Regions from separate parts of the Mus musculus genome. Here region 2 is linked to region 1. The links are chromatin contacts, found by Hi-C or POLR2A ChIA-PET in ENCODE. All regions are on one chromosome and are shown on one strand. Each heading gives the region's core, a stretch centred on a gene start or an enhancer-like site at or near the end of the contact. The rest is flanking DNA. Distances are from core to core; before and after follow the strand shown.

Region 1 (7,018 bases), core at 3,370-5,869:
CCAGCATAATACCATTCCAGTGTTATTCTTAACAAAAATGCAGAATTTAAATATAACCATGAAATATTCAGATAAGCTGAACCCAATTTGGTGAACATCCTATGAAAAAGCATGAAGGCTGTGAAAAACAAAGAAGGATTGTGATATTATTCTGGAATAAAGAAAACTAAGGTGGCTGGAGAGATGGCTCAGAGGTTAAGAGTACTGACTACTTTTTCAGAGATACGGAGTTCAATTCCTAGCAACCACATGGCAACTCACAACCATCTGTAATGGGGTCTAATGCCCTCTCCTGGTGTATCTGAAGACAGCAACATTGTACATACATACATAAATAAATCTAGGAAGAAAGAAAGGAAGAAAGAAAGAAAGAAAGAAAGGAAGGAAGGAAGGAAGGAAGGAAGGAAGGAAGGAAGGAAGGAAGGAAGGAAGGAAGGAAGGAAGAAAGAAAGAAAGAAAGAAAGAAAGAAAGAAAGAAAGAAAGAAAGAAAGAAAGAAAGAAAGAAAGACTAAGGCAATATGATAAGCAAAACCAAGGAGAGACCAGAAAAATGGCATCAATCAAATGACTGGTGAATTTGAATAAGGTCAGAAAATTAGTTTAAGTTTGCCAACATTAATGTTCTAATTGTTAAAACTGCACTGCATTTACATAAAATGTTAACATGAGAGGAAACTGTGTGAAGAATATATAGAAATTCCTCATATTATTTTTGCAAAATTTCTTTGGCTTTTGTTTAGCCCATAAGGCCCAGTGTTCTTCTTCTGGGCTATATCCCTGAGGCTTTCTTTTGTAATTGTTGATACATCTAAATTATTTTTAAATGGAAACTTAGAGAATGAAAGTATTAATAAGTGATAGAGACAGTTTCTAAAGCTCACATGTCTCTAACACAGAAAGCTACTGAACAGAAGTACAGCAGTTTTGTCTGTGGCCTCCATCTCTTCCCAATGGCTGTACCAGGTTCTCTGAGTGAACACACACTTGTAACATAGCATATACCTGCTCTTTAATGTCTATCTGACTGTTGAGCTCATACCTAAAAGTTACCTGTGTCATTTTACCTGTTAGGCTAAATTTATCCTTCCTGACAGGAAATCCTTACATGAATCCCTGACGGCATCTGCATGGAAATGAGAACATCTTCAGTCACTCGGTGACTCTTACCTGTAGGCCTTAGAATATGCTCTTTTACCTAGAGATGTTTTGATCTTTCTCAGGCACTGATCTCTAGACATCTGTTTGTAAAGCTTTTCTCAGATCTCCACTCTCTCCAAGTAGAACTCATCGCTACACTTTCAGCTCCCTAGAACAGAGATTTTTTTTCTACACAGAAAATCCCTGTTGTAGTGTGCTATAATTAGGTGCAGCCACATCTCCATTTGGGGTATTTGTTTATATCTTTGCTCTCCTTTGTACTGTTAGTTTCTAGGGAGCAAAACCTAATTCTGAGTTCTTGACACAAGAACTAACAAACGATGAGTCTATCATTAATTTCTAGAAAATAAAATACCTAACTATTAGTAGCCTAAAGCAACGTGACTTTATTTTTATGCACCATTTCTTAGTGTCATGAATGCACCTTAGCTGAGTTGTGACTCAGGGTCTTTCCTAAGTGCAAGTCAAAATGTCAAGTGCTAAAGGCTGTAGCACTGGCCTCCTGTGCAGAAGGACCTAGAGTTAGTCAGCAGTCCTGACAAAGGTCAGTGGAGGGAAGAACCAGGACTACAGTCACAAAGAGGCATGTTTGGGGCTGTTGCTTCTCCTTCCAAGACATCTAACTCATATAACTGTTGATCGAAACCTTCCCTTCCACTCCAACTGTTAGCAGACCTTGGTTCTTCTTCCAAAATGAGCCCCAGCGTCAGTTAAAACATATCTATGAAATGACATGCAGTTATGTTTACCATATTTGGTTAGTACACAGGACAGGCACAGCAGGAAACACAGATCATCCGGGTCTAAGTTGAAGACAGACTACCACACCCTAGGAACTCCCTCAATGTCTGAATAAATGAAGTGAACTTCTTCAGACCACATCCCAAAGCACTTAATGATCAAAAAAACAAAGAGGACTCATTTATCTTAAGGAGGTCTTGGCTATAAAAATCTCTCTAGACACTGATTAGGATCACAAACAGTGTGAGTAAACTCGTCCACTTTGAATCTTTTCTTCATTCAGGAATATAAACTTAGAGTTGGGAAGACCAGATGACATCCGTGGCTTCCTGCCCACTGAGTTGGGACAGTGAGCTTCAGATGAGCTTTAGCTTTGCATCCAGAGCCATTGGTTGATCCACATGGGTGAGTGTACCTCTGTTAAAGGGCCATTCATGAACCCACGCATGCCGGCTGGTAGTAGAGCAGTAATTGTGACGTCCCCCTTTTTAATTCTGAGACTTATACTTTTCCTCTACATTCTATTCTCTCATATTAAAAGTAATACAAATCCTTGATTATCCCTGTGGATTTTTATAGAAGAGTCTCATATTTCATAAGAACTGTGTTCCCTGGAGCAAGATTCATGACTACATGGTCTTATCTCTTAATCACATGCTAGTTCCCTGTGTGGACTGTCCTTTCTCTAACCTCTATGTCAACCCTTAAAATTCCACCAGTCTTTCTAGTTCTAGCCAAGTCTTTCCTCCTTCCAGAAGGTTCCCTATAGAGGACTTGCTTCCCTGTTTGAACAGCCATATCTTACAGTCTTTTCACTGTATGGTATTGACTAAGATATGTCATACATAACTTTCACTCTCTTCTTCTCCAAAATAAATGTTCTTTAAATTATTAAAGGGTAGTGTTTAATTTTTGTTTAATAGAGTAAGAGTTTCAACTTACCCCAGGCTCTTGCTTTTTGAAAACTCTGAAATGTTTCTGAAGTATTCAACCTGTTGGTTTCTTCGTGTGCTTGCCTTGTGCTTATTATTGGTTTCAGTGTTTGTAAACTGTTGCATTTTAAAGGCAGGGGTGCCTTCCATGAAACTAGTAGGTTACATAGCCTAGTGCCTATATGTTTTCCCCTTTAACAAAATTAAATCCACTTACCAGATGCATTTCTAGAGCCTCCTGAAAATATGTGTCATGCTTATGTGTGGCTGCATTCCAGAGAACTGAATATGTGCTACGGAGCAAGAGCTGCGCTAGGGGCAGGGAGAAAACCCTTACAAGGCAAGAGAACTGAGGGGACTCTAAGCTCTGGGCTAAATGAAGAATGAGGCAGTGCTGTTTCAAAATGCTGAGTCCAGTAAGAAAAGAAAAAGAATTGAAGTGAGAGAGGTGTCTGCCCATACCCAGCAGATCACAGACTCATCAAATAGAGAAGGAGCTTCGGGGCATCTAGATTTACATTCTTAGTCAGAGCACCACCCTAGGTGGTTTCTAGGCCATTTCTTACCAGCCTCCACTCCTTGAGAGATCTTCAGACTATCTCAGAGTCCCTTGAGAAACCATCCCTTCCCTCGACTTCCCTATTGTCCTGTGGCATGAGACCTGCAGTACAGCTCTAGATCCGAGGGAGGTGAAGAGGAGGGAGGGTATGACTTTGCCACTCAGAAGTTGACAAACTGCCTGACCCCTTACAACTTTAGTTTTCTGCCCCTATAAACCTATAAACCTAGCCAGTAATACCTACGATCTGGTTCACACGTTAGTTGTTGCTCAACAAACAGCAGCTATTGAAACAGTACAGCACTGTGTTAAATGCATGGAATGTAGAGCCAGGCAGGGATGGCACCACACCTCGACATCTGCCTCTGTGTGGCAGAACTTTCCCATCCCAGGTTCCCGATCTCCCATACAGGGATGATAAGGATCATTTCACGGGCAGGGTTAATGAAGGGATGGCATGGCTCTTGTTCAGAGCTGGTTACATTACAAGCATTCAGTGGACGGAGGAGCAGTAAGTGGAATTGTCGTTATCACAATAAGGCAACGGGAGGCAACAGCTAAGACTGGTGAGCTGCTACTGAGCTCTCTGCCCTCAGTCTTCCTTGATTGTGAGATCTTAGCATCTCCATTCCCTTCTCAGTAGCTTAGAGACATCAGTAGTGGCTGTTTTGTTGGACTAAACCCACTGGTATATGCTCATTCCTTACAACACTGGCACACAGTAAATAATGATTATTGGACATTATCATCATAAGTTGCCCTCCTATCTCTAGTTTAGGGGGCATTTCTATCAGTAGTTTTAGAGCATGAGATTTTAAGCAGTTAAATAAATTGGAAGTTTGAGTGTTCTCTGATGACTAATCTAGACTACCATTTCCCCTGGAAATAAGTCAGGCTTTCAGCCATAAGCGGTTTGCAACTGGGCCCCAGCTGACTGTTTCTTCAGTGTGGACGTGTAAAGCAGACAGTGAACTGCGTCTTATAAATCAGTCCTTCCAGAGAGAGACAACAACATTGTCATTGTCTCCTTTCTCTGGCCCTTCATCTTAAGGGCCAGCCCTGTGGAGGGAAGAGACTTTTACAGTTAGACACATTGCTCACTCCCCTCCTGGGCTTCAGCCTGGGCAGTAGGACACTCCGAAGCTCCAGAGTGTACTGCAGAAACAGCATAAGCCACTCATTTAGGTCTGGGAAAGCTTTACAGCCCAGGAAGCATTCTCACCCCCACCCTCCCTCTTGTCTTCAGCCAATAATCTGGCAACTCAGTGATGTCACCCTGCTGTTATGCAAAATGACTTAACTGTTGGAAAGGTGACAGGAATTCCAGTGACTGCAGGATCACAATGAAACTGCTTAGCCGCTCACTTAGTCATATTACACATCACCGATAAGTCACTTTCGAGCTGTGATTAACCAACTGTGCAAACAGCACCACTGTCAGAACAGAAAAGTCAGGGCCCGTGCCTTATGCTCTAAATGATCATATTCAGTTACTGCAGTGTCTGAATCATGCCATCGAGGTGACCATTGAACATTCCAGGAACACCAGGCCTTAGAAAGGAACAGCTGTAGGAAAGACAGCACTTTCTAGCCTTAATTTTCAACAGAACATTTATACAAAATTACTTTGCCCGTCTCTTAAAATTAGTCATTTTAAACTCTTGACGATCTTACCAGTCGAAAGACAGTGGGAAGAGGAGGAGCCTGTGCCCTGCTCCGTGAGAGCAGGAGCTGCCAAGCCTCGTTTCTTTTGCTCACACAAACTGACCTCTGTCACTGGCCACAGGAGGTAGGTATCAACTTGTTCTACAGTATCAGTTGTTAAAACAATGCTTACATTTTTCTCATTTCTGATGTGTGTGTGTGTGTGTGTGTGTGTGTGTGTGTGTGTTTAACTAACCAACCCTGAAAAGCACAAAAGGAAGGAAACTCTTCACCATCCTTCCCTCCTAAAACTTAATACAACATAAATCCTTACCTGGCATTGTGGTAGGTGCTGGGCACTGAAAGACTAAAAAGACTCCCACACATGCCCCCGAAGGAGTCCACAGCGTAAAGTAATAGGGTGACTGACTCAAAAGCAGGCACTTAGCAGAAGCTGCGAATGTGAGCTGGAAGGAGCAGAGGGGTTTATCAAGGCAGATTATCCTAGAGCAGGCTACTCAAAGCTTAGTCCAGCAGATGACCGAAGAATTTATAAACTATGAAGACTAACTGAGAGCAAAGCCTTAGAAACGTTTAGAGCAATGTGACAGAGGAAATGCATTTCTGTTGGGAGTCAATAATTGTTTTCAAAATAGTGTTTTTATTGATTCCTTAAGAATTTCACTTTGTACACCCTGATTGCTCTCACTTCCCAGTCCTTCCATGCCCTCTTCCTCCTTTTCTCCTCCTCCAACAACAACAAGTCCAATTTGTATGGCTCATATACTAACTGGAGCATAGTTAAACTCCCAGTGGCCTGCCCCCTAAAGAAAATTGAGTTTCTCATCTGTGCCCTCCTCCAGAAGCCATCAGTTGTGAATTTTTAAGAGTTCTCTTTCGATGGTTCCTAATTAGGCTGCTACATCGAGACATCGGGAGGGATTATTACAGAAGCCTTCCAAGTCCCTCTTTCTCAGTTGGGCATCAGCAGTTATCGACATCACAAAGTAGCTTTCCTGCTCTTTATAGTCACCTGGAGCTTGGACTAAGGACTTTTCCCCATGGTTTCTGGCAACAGCACCGACCATGAATACGGGCCCTGGTACAGTAGGACCATGGCCCTAGGCAAAGTTCTTGGAGGCAGCCTAGACGGTGTATATCAACATGGCTTCAGTCTGCAGCAGGTCCCTGGAGCCAGACTTGGCCCCAGACAGCACCACAGCTTCAGGTGGGTAGCACACACCAAGCACGGCCCCAGGGCATGGCACAGACCAGATAGCCACAGAGCATTAGATGTGAGACAGGCCACCACCTGGCCCCTGGCCCCTGGTCCCTGGCCCCATCAGGACCACTGACCCACACATAGTCCTCATCCACATCACAGGACCGTGGTGGTCCTTCACGAAGGTCTAGTCCAGAAAGTGAAGCCTTCCTTATCTTGGCCTCTGGCACAGCCCAGAGTCTGAGAGATCCCACGGCCAGGGAGCAAGTTAGGGGTTGAGTCTGTGTCTTTGTAAATTCCATACTGCTACCCACTACCCAGCTGACCACACTGCACCTGTTTCACGGTGGACTCCAGTGCTCCTCACACCTGTCACCGGCATCATGTCTCCTTTCTACATTAAGTCATTCAACAAAATAGATGTTTGCTTTCATTTTCAAACATTAAAAAAAAATTGAGAAAAAAAAATGTCTTTCTGGATACAAACACAAGGATGATGGTAGTAAAATAGAAACAGAAACCAGTCCTAGGAAAGAGTAAGCATTCAAATATCAAGACAAACAGAATTTCTCTGATTTAGCGTCAGCCTTGACTCTGAGCTTTCTGCCCTGGGAGGAAGAACTTCAGAGTCACAATCAGTACAATTTCTGTTTTTATGATGAAGAAAGAAACATGTAAGTTTCTCAGCAACACATTTTTCCTGCCAGTAAAATCTATTTTGAAAAGTTTTAATGCCAAGGACAGCAAATGTTTGCGGTATG
Region 2 (7,018 bases), core at 2,749-5,248, 42 kb after region 1:
CGCTTTCTCCTTGCAGTGCTATACTGGAGCGTTTAAGGTAGACAGTAGAGCCACAGGGACATCATTTTAGTTCACCAAGATTACACTGTAAATTCAATAATGAGATAAGGCATTCGACCACTAGGATACCACATTCATTATTTCAAAATGCAAACTGCCTACATTACACCTTAACTTCAAAGATATTTGAGACTCAAGGAGATTTTCACCATGACAAAAAGGGTCTTTATTGTTTCACAGTGCATCAAATCCTTGGCATGTCTAATAGTAACTTTCTTAACTGTGAAGATTTTAATCATCTATTCTCAAGATTGGTACACTTTAAGACTGAGTTTTCTATTAGTAAACTAGTCAGGGACTTCTGTTAGCTTAATCCCTCTACACTGTATTTCTTTTCTTCCTTTTTGAATAATATTATACAATAGTGTCACTTAATGTGATACTGCCTCAGAAATGGAGGGCCAGGAAAACCTTAGTAAAAATCCAGACAGTGCTTGCTTACTTACACGACTGTGTTTTTATTGATTCCTTTTACAAGCTGAAAAACACTCCTTCATTTTGTGTCTTTTCAGATAATTTGGTGATTAGAAACATAGAAAACAAGCATGAACTCTTTCTAAATCCCAGAATCAACTTGGTGGCTGGAATATAGGCTGTCCAATGGACAGCAAATACCACTGGGTTTGGTATCACTACGAAAGTTATTTTCCTTAATGTAGATAGTTGCTTGCTTAATTTCTACTGAAAACATTATATATTTCTTCTGAGTCTTTCACGTGCCATTATTCACTGGGAGATGGAGATGTCAGGCGATGTCAGGCTTTCTTGAGAACCTGTGGCTCACAGTCTACCATCTGATGACTATGAAGTGATCCAACAGTGCACTGATCTGTAAGACAATGGCCTAGCAGAAGTACACTGTTTATAAGTAATGAAAAGCTTACATTCTAGCAGTTTTTTTTTTCATCAGTGAAATGGGGCCTTAGTTCCTAGGGTTGTTTTTTTTTCCCCCATCCTGGTTCTTTCTAAATATACTTCCCATATCCTGCTGCAAACTGAAGTCTTTGGGGAAGTACCAGATGTAAGTCAAATGGTCAAGGTGGGGGCTAAGAGAGCAGTAATCAAGGGCTCCCACAGCCTCCACTGCATGGTTTGTGGGTACAGGCATGGAGCCAGGATAACTGCATTAAAGCCTTTAAGTCTGGCTCTCCAGGGACCTCTCCAATCCCAAAGAGGGCTGTCAGGTTACTTATTAACAACTCTACACATTAGCAAAGATACTTACATGAATAGTCTACAGTCTGTTTATTGATTTATTTTTTATTGATTTTATTTATTTATTTATTATTTACTGTCATTTTTGTTGTTATTTGTAGACTTGTTTTGTTTTGTTTTGGTTGGTTGGTTGGTTGGTTGGTTTTTGAGACAGCCCTGGCAGTCTGGAACTCACTCTGTAGATCAGGCTTGGCCTCAAATTAAAAAATCTGCCTGCCTCTGCCTCCCAAGTGCTGGGATTAAAGATGTACACCACCACTGCCTGCATTTGTAGACTTCTGATTCCTCGTGAACAACTATATAAATTATATACATTTTGTAGTTTGGGAATAGTTTCGTTTTTCCTTTGTACATAGATTTCAAACTTCCTATATCTAGAATTCTTTTCATTTCTCCCCAACAGTCTAAAGTATAAAATTCTCTTCATTTTTCTTTTCCTTTTTTTTTTTTTTTTTTTTTTTTTTTTTTTTTTTTTTACCTAGGGTTTGCTTGCTTATTAAGAAACAGGGTATCAATGAGGTGGAGAGGTGACTGGCCTGAACTTCCCGGGCTCAAGTGATCCATCTGTCTCAACTTCACGAGTTCTACATTTTTTTTAAAGGGAAAATATACAAAAGTAGGATCTTTAAATGTTTGGAAAATGCTATTTTCAAGAAAACAGTTAAACACATACACACATTTCACGAAACATCTAAATATTCAAACTTTATAATCCTAAAATGTCTTGTTAACATTTTCTACTCCCTTTGTAGCAGAAATGTTGTTCCCATTTCTTCAAATTAGTTTTATGTTTACTTTCATGTCATGGTAGATTCCACCTGTTGTTAGAATGAACACTTACAGCCGGGCGTGGTGGCGCACGCCTTTAATCCCAGCACTTGGGAGGCAGAGGCAGGTGGATCTCTGAGTTCGAGGCCTGCCTGGTCTACAAAGTGAGTTCCAGGACAGCCAGGGCTATACAGAGAAACCCTGTCCCGAAAAAACAAAAAAAAAAAAAAAAAAACCAAAAAGAATGAACACTTACAGATTACTCTTCCCCCTTTAACGTGTGGCTGAAGAATACCACCCTAATAATCAGAAAAGGAAATTTAATAAGATAATGTAATGTCACGATCAAGCATGTGGTTTTTATTTTTCTGAAACTCCTATGGTCAACAATACCCACTGATAATTAATTTTAACATCAGCATTAAAATAATCTCTTATAAATTCACATTGGATTAACAAGCCAATTATTTCTACGTACTGTCTTGAGAAATTACTGAAATTATAGATTTAGAAATGAAGCATTCCCTCAGCTATCTCGGCCACAATAACACCAGCATGTAACACTTATTTTCTTTTTTCTTCTGCCCCCCTCAAGAAGCAGGGATGTTACTGTGAGGTATTGGTTTATATACTGACCTCTGTCACTTGGGTTTGAAGGACAGTTTCTATTGAGTTTAAAATATCTATCTCCATACATTACAGCTAAATACCTAGAAAGTGTTGTGTAAATTTTAATTTTCAATCCGTTTTTGGATCAAAGAGTTCTTTAAAGATTAGAGAACTGAGTAAACTACTTTAAACGAGTCAGCCTGATATGATCTCTAAAAGCTGCAACAAATCTGACATCTTAATTTCCAGCAAAACTTCTCAGATTTTAGCTAACTTAGAGTTGTTTTCATGTGTCAAGAGTTCAAGAGTGGTCGGTGTTTAAAATAACATCCTCACTCTCCCAATGTGGAGACACTTGCCAGCACTTGGGAGGCAGAGGCAGGAAGCTCACTACAAGTTCAAGGCCACTTTGGTTTAAGTAAGTAGCCTGGGCTACAAGAGGTCTCATAACAACAAGACTCGATTTTGATTGGGAAGTAGCTACAAGATGGAAAAATTCAGTGGCACTTTCAGAGCTGCTGTCTGACTTAGTAGTGGAAGAAAAAGGTATTCTCTTACTGTGCATGATCCAAAGCAAACCAAAGAACAACATGGCTCTAACAGGAGCCTTAGAACAATCAAAAGAGCTACACTTATTTAACACTGTAGGCTTTTCAACGTTGGAACCTATAAGCAGATTTCATGTTCAACGTCTCGAAAGTTTAAATGAACTCTTCCAGCCTTGAACCACAACAAGTGAAAATTTGGAATATGTTATTAACTCCTAATCTTTTTCGAAACCGACTTTACTTTGGGCAAGTAACCATCCCTGTCGCCGCCGCTTTTTATAGACAGAATTTCTGTCTGAAAGATCATCTTTCTAACTCAGTCTGGCTTGATGTTCTGTGTTAGTCACCCTCGTTTCTCTTAAATCTCACTTCTCCCACTATCCTAGTTAACATATATTTTCAGGACTTTTAACCCGGTTCGCTTTCTCCAGCTATGCACCTCTTCGGCAGCTGGATCGCCCTACTTTTTTCCCCTATCGCCCAGGTTCCTCTAAGACTATGCTAAACATTAGACCGAGCACATGACCTCCAGTCATCCAGGATCGCCACACGCCGGCCCTAAACCATGCGATGCCCCAGGCTTACAAATTAAAACCGTCTTCTGGCTTTTCCTCTCCTAGTGAACCTGCAGTGTGGAAATTTAAATTTAAAAATTTTTTAAATAAAAGAACCCGCTCCCTTTTCTCTACCCCCTTGGCCCCGCCCACGAACCCCCCTCAAGCCTCCACGCGAAGCCGCAGGAAACCGGAGGGGGCGGGGCGGTGACGTCACGACGCCGGCGCGTCACGGAACGGCGGCGGCTGCGGCGCTGGCGGTGGCTGCGGCAGCGGCGGCATTTTAGTCTGCGGCGGCAGCGGCTGCGGGGCTGCTGCTCCTCCCAGCATCCCTGGCGCGGCCATTTCAGCCCCATCTTGGCCGAGTGGAGGGAGCTGCAGCCGCTGCTTCAGCAGTTTGAATTTCTGTTTTGTTTTGTTTTGTTTTTTCCCTCCGGAGTCTCCGAGCCGGCCGCGCCGCGGAGAAGCGGAAGGCGCCGCCACCGGTTCCCCTCACGCCGCCGAGCACCTCCGCTCGCTTGCCGTTCCTTCAGCCGCCGCCGCCGCCCCTCACGCGCCTCAGAGCCGCGAGGAGGCCGGGCCCGCCGCCGCCGCGGGTGGCTCCCTGAGGGAGGCCAGACTGCCGGCCTTCCCCGCCCCCGAGCGGGCTTCCGCCGCCACCGCCGGCATGGCCCCCGGACTGCGCTCGGGCTAGAGCCCGGGACGGAGGGCTGCCTCCCGCCGCGGACCTCCAGCCCCGTCCGTCAGGAAGCGCCGGTCCCGGCCTCGCCGCTCCGCCTTCTTCCTCCGCGTCGCCGCGCGGGAGCAGCCGCGGGACCCGGCCAGGAGAGCCCGAGCGGGGCAGAACCGCCCCTCACGCCGCCGCCGCCGCCTCCTGCGCCCTGCGCTCCACCCCCAGCCGGGCCTGCTGACCGCGCCGAGCGCCGGGCTGGACTGACCGCGGAGGCTGAGCTGTTGGAGCAGCCGGCCCGCCCCTGGACCACGCTCGGGCCGTCGCTGAGGAGTTGAATTGAGGCACCCCTGCCGCGGGAGGTGAGGAGGGAGGAGGAGGATGTCGCGCCGAGACGCCGGCGCCCAGAGCAGCCCGTGACTTGGCGGCGTGGGCCGTAGACCCAGGCGCGAACTCGGACTTTGTCTTTGGGGGCCCGTGCTCGGCCCTTCTCGGTTTCCGGTGGGGTCCCAGAGGAGCCTCTGCCCTCCAGCCTCTTCCACCATGTCCAAGATGCCGGCCAAGAAGAAGAGCTGCTTCCAGATCACCAGTGTCACCACGGCTCAGGTGGCCACCAGCATCACCGAGGACACCGAGAGCCTGGACGACCCGGACGAGTCGCGCACGGAGGACGTGTCCTCCGAGATCTTCGACGTTTCCCGGGCCACGGATTACGGCCCGGAGGAGGTGTGCGAGCGTAGCTCCTCGGAAGAGACGCTCAACAATGTCGGGGATGCGGAAACTCCCGGGACCGTGTCCCCGAACCTCATCCTGGATGGGCAGCTGGCAGCCGCTTCAGCTGCGCCCGCCAACGGAGGCGGCGGTGGCGTGTCGGCCCGGAGCGTGGCGGGGGCACTCGCCCAGACCCTGGCGGCGGCCGCCGCTTCGGTGTCCACTCCTGGGCCGAGTAGTGCAACTCCATCTCAGCCCCCTGCCACTTGTAGTTCGCGTTTCCGCGTGATCAAACTAGACCACGGGAGCGGGGAGCCGTACCGGCGCGGCCGATGGACGTGTATGGAATACTACGAGCGGGATTCGGATAGCAGCGTCCTCACCAGGTCCGGGGATTGCATTAGACACAGCAATACTTTGGAGCAGACTGCGGAGCGGGACAGCGGCCTGGGAGCCACCGGAGGGTCGGTGGTGGTGGTGGTGGCCTCCATGCAGGGGGCGCACGGGCTGGACTCGGGAACTGACAGCTCCTTGACTGCTGTGTCACAGCTACCCCCGTCGGAGAAAATGAGCCAGCCCACTCTCGCCCAGCCGCAGAGTTTCAGCGTCGGGCAGCCGCAGCCTCCACCGCCCGTAGGTGGGGCTGTGGCTCCAAGTTCGGCGTCGCTGCCGCCGTTCCCGGGAGCGGCGACCGGGCCGCAGCCAATGACAGCAGCCGTTCAGCCAACCCAGCTCCAGGGAGCCGTGGCCGGAGGCGCCCTCCCCGGGCCTGTCGGTCAGGGGCTGCCGCCGCCGCCGAATGTCAACCTGGCGCAGCCTGTGGCCCTGGCAGCTCAGCCCGGCCCGGCCGGCGGCTCCTCGTTGTCACAGCAGTTCGCCTATCCCCAGCCTCAGATACCACCCGGGCATTTGTTGCCGATGCAGCCATCCGGCCAGAGTGAGTACCTGCCGCCGCACGTGGCCCTGCAGCCGCCAAGCCCTGCGCAGCCCTTGTCTACCAGCGCTAGCGCCACCTCTGCTTCCGCGGCCAGCTTTCCTCTGGGGTCTGGCCAGAGCGTCTCCTCCTTGGGTGCCCAGATGATGGGCGCCTCCGCCCAGCCCAGTGAAGCTGTGGCCCCGGGTCCGGTTCCTGTAGGCCAGGCCGCTCCTTGTCAGCCGGCCGGAGTGGCCCCAGCTGCTCTAGGAGGCGTGGTGCAGCCAGGCTCCGGGCTTACTGGGGTTGGGCAGCCCCAGCCCGTGCAGCCTCCGCAGCAGATGGGTGGCAGTGGTCAGCTGCCAGCCGTGCCTGGTGGTCCTCACACCGTGGTGCCCGGAGTTCCAAACGTGCCTGCAGCGGTACCCGTTCCAAGCGTGCCTAGTGTGCCCACCACTTCTGTTACTATGCCAAATGTACCCGCGCCTCTGGGCCAGTCTCAGCAGCTGAGCAGCCATACGCCAGTCAGCCGGAGCAGCAGCGTCATCCAGCAAGTTGGTTCACCCTTAGCTCAAGGCACACACAGTGCACCAACAAGTCTACCACAGTCTGACCTAAGCCAGTTTCAGACTCAGACCCAGCCTTTAGTCGGGCAAGTTGACGATACTAGAAGAAAATCAGAACCCCTACCTCAAGCACCACTTTCTCTCATTGCTGAAAGTAAGCCTGTTGTGAAGCCTCCAGTTGCAGATGCCCTGACAAACCCTCTTCAGTTAACACCTATGAACAGTCTGGCCACCTCTGTATTCAGCATAGCTATTCCTGTTGATGGTGATGAAGACAGGTATGTACATTTTTTTAAATTTTGAATATCTGATAGAGTTGCTTGCCCCAAATATCTTAAGATGCAGTTTGGGGAGTTTGTTTCCACTTAGGGTCTTTATTTTTAAAACTTAAATTTGGTAAAAAT

Evidence for each region. A loop is a pair of places that touch in the nucleus more often than their neighbours do. ChIA-PET counts read pairs that join two places held with the same protein, here RNA polymerase II (POLR2A).
Region 2: a map of heart shows a loop between it and region 1 (7-fold over the local background). The contact joins the promoter of Tsc22d2 here to the enhancer-like site in region 1. A Hi-C loop is called at or near these places in 8 of 37 maps with a recorded cell type or tissue (Patski, adrenal gland, gastrocnemius and 1 more). POLR2A ChIA-PET finds 5 or more read pairs at or near these places in 2 of 5 experiments (Patski and embryonic stem cell).

The regions. Positions count from the first base shown.
Region 1 is chr3:58,367,897-58,374,914 of GRCm38, forward strand. No RefSeq gene overlaps it. Among named protein-coding and RNA genes, the nearest start is that of Tsc22d2, 43 kb to the right of the region's middle. Within about 2 kb of position 4,620, at least 1 of the 3 ENCODE cell types and tissues checked has a DNase peak (open chromatin) inside an H3K27ac peak, as active enhancers do; it is heart, where a contact is called at or near this core.
Region 2 is chr3:58,410,722-58,417,739 of GRCm38, forward strand. Tsc22d2 (TSC22 domain family, member 2) reads left to right here and starts at 3,999. Exons shown (of 4, transcript NM_001081229.2): 1 at 3,999-6,892. The coding sequence starts at 4,968.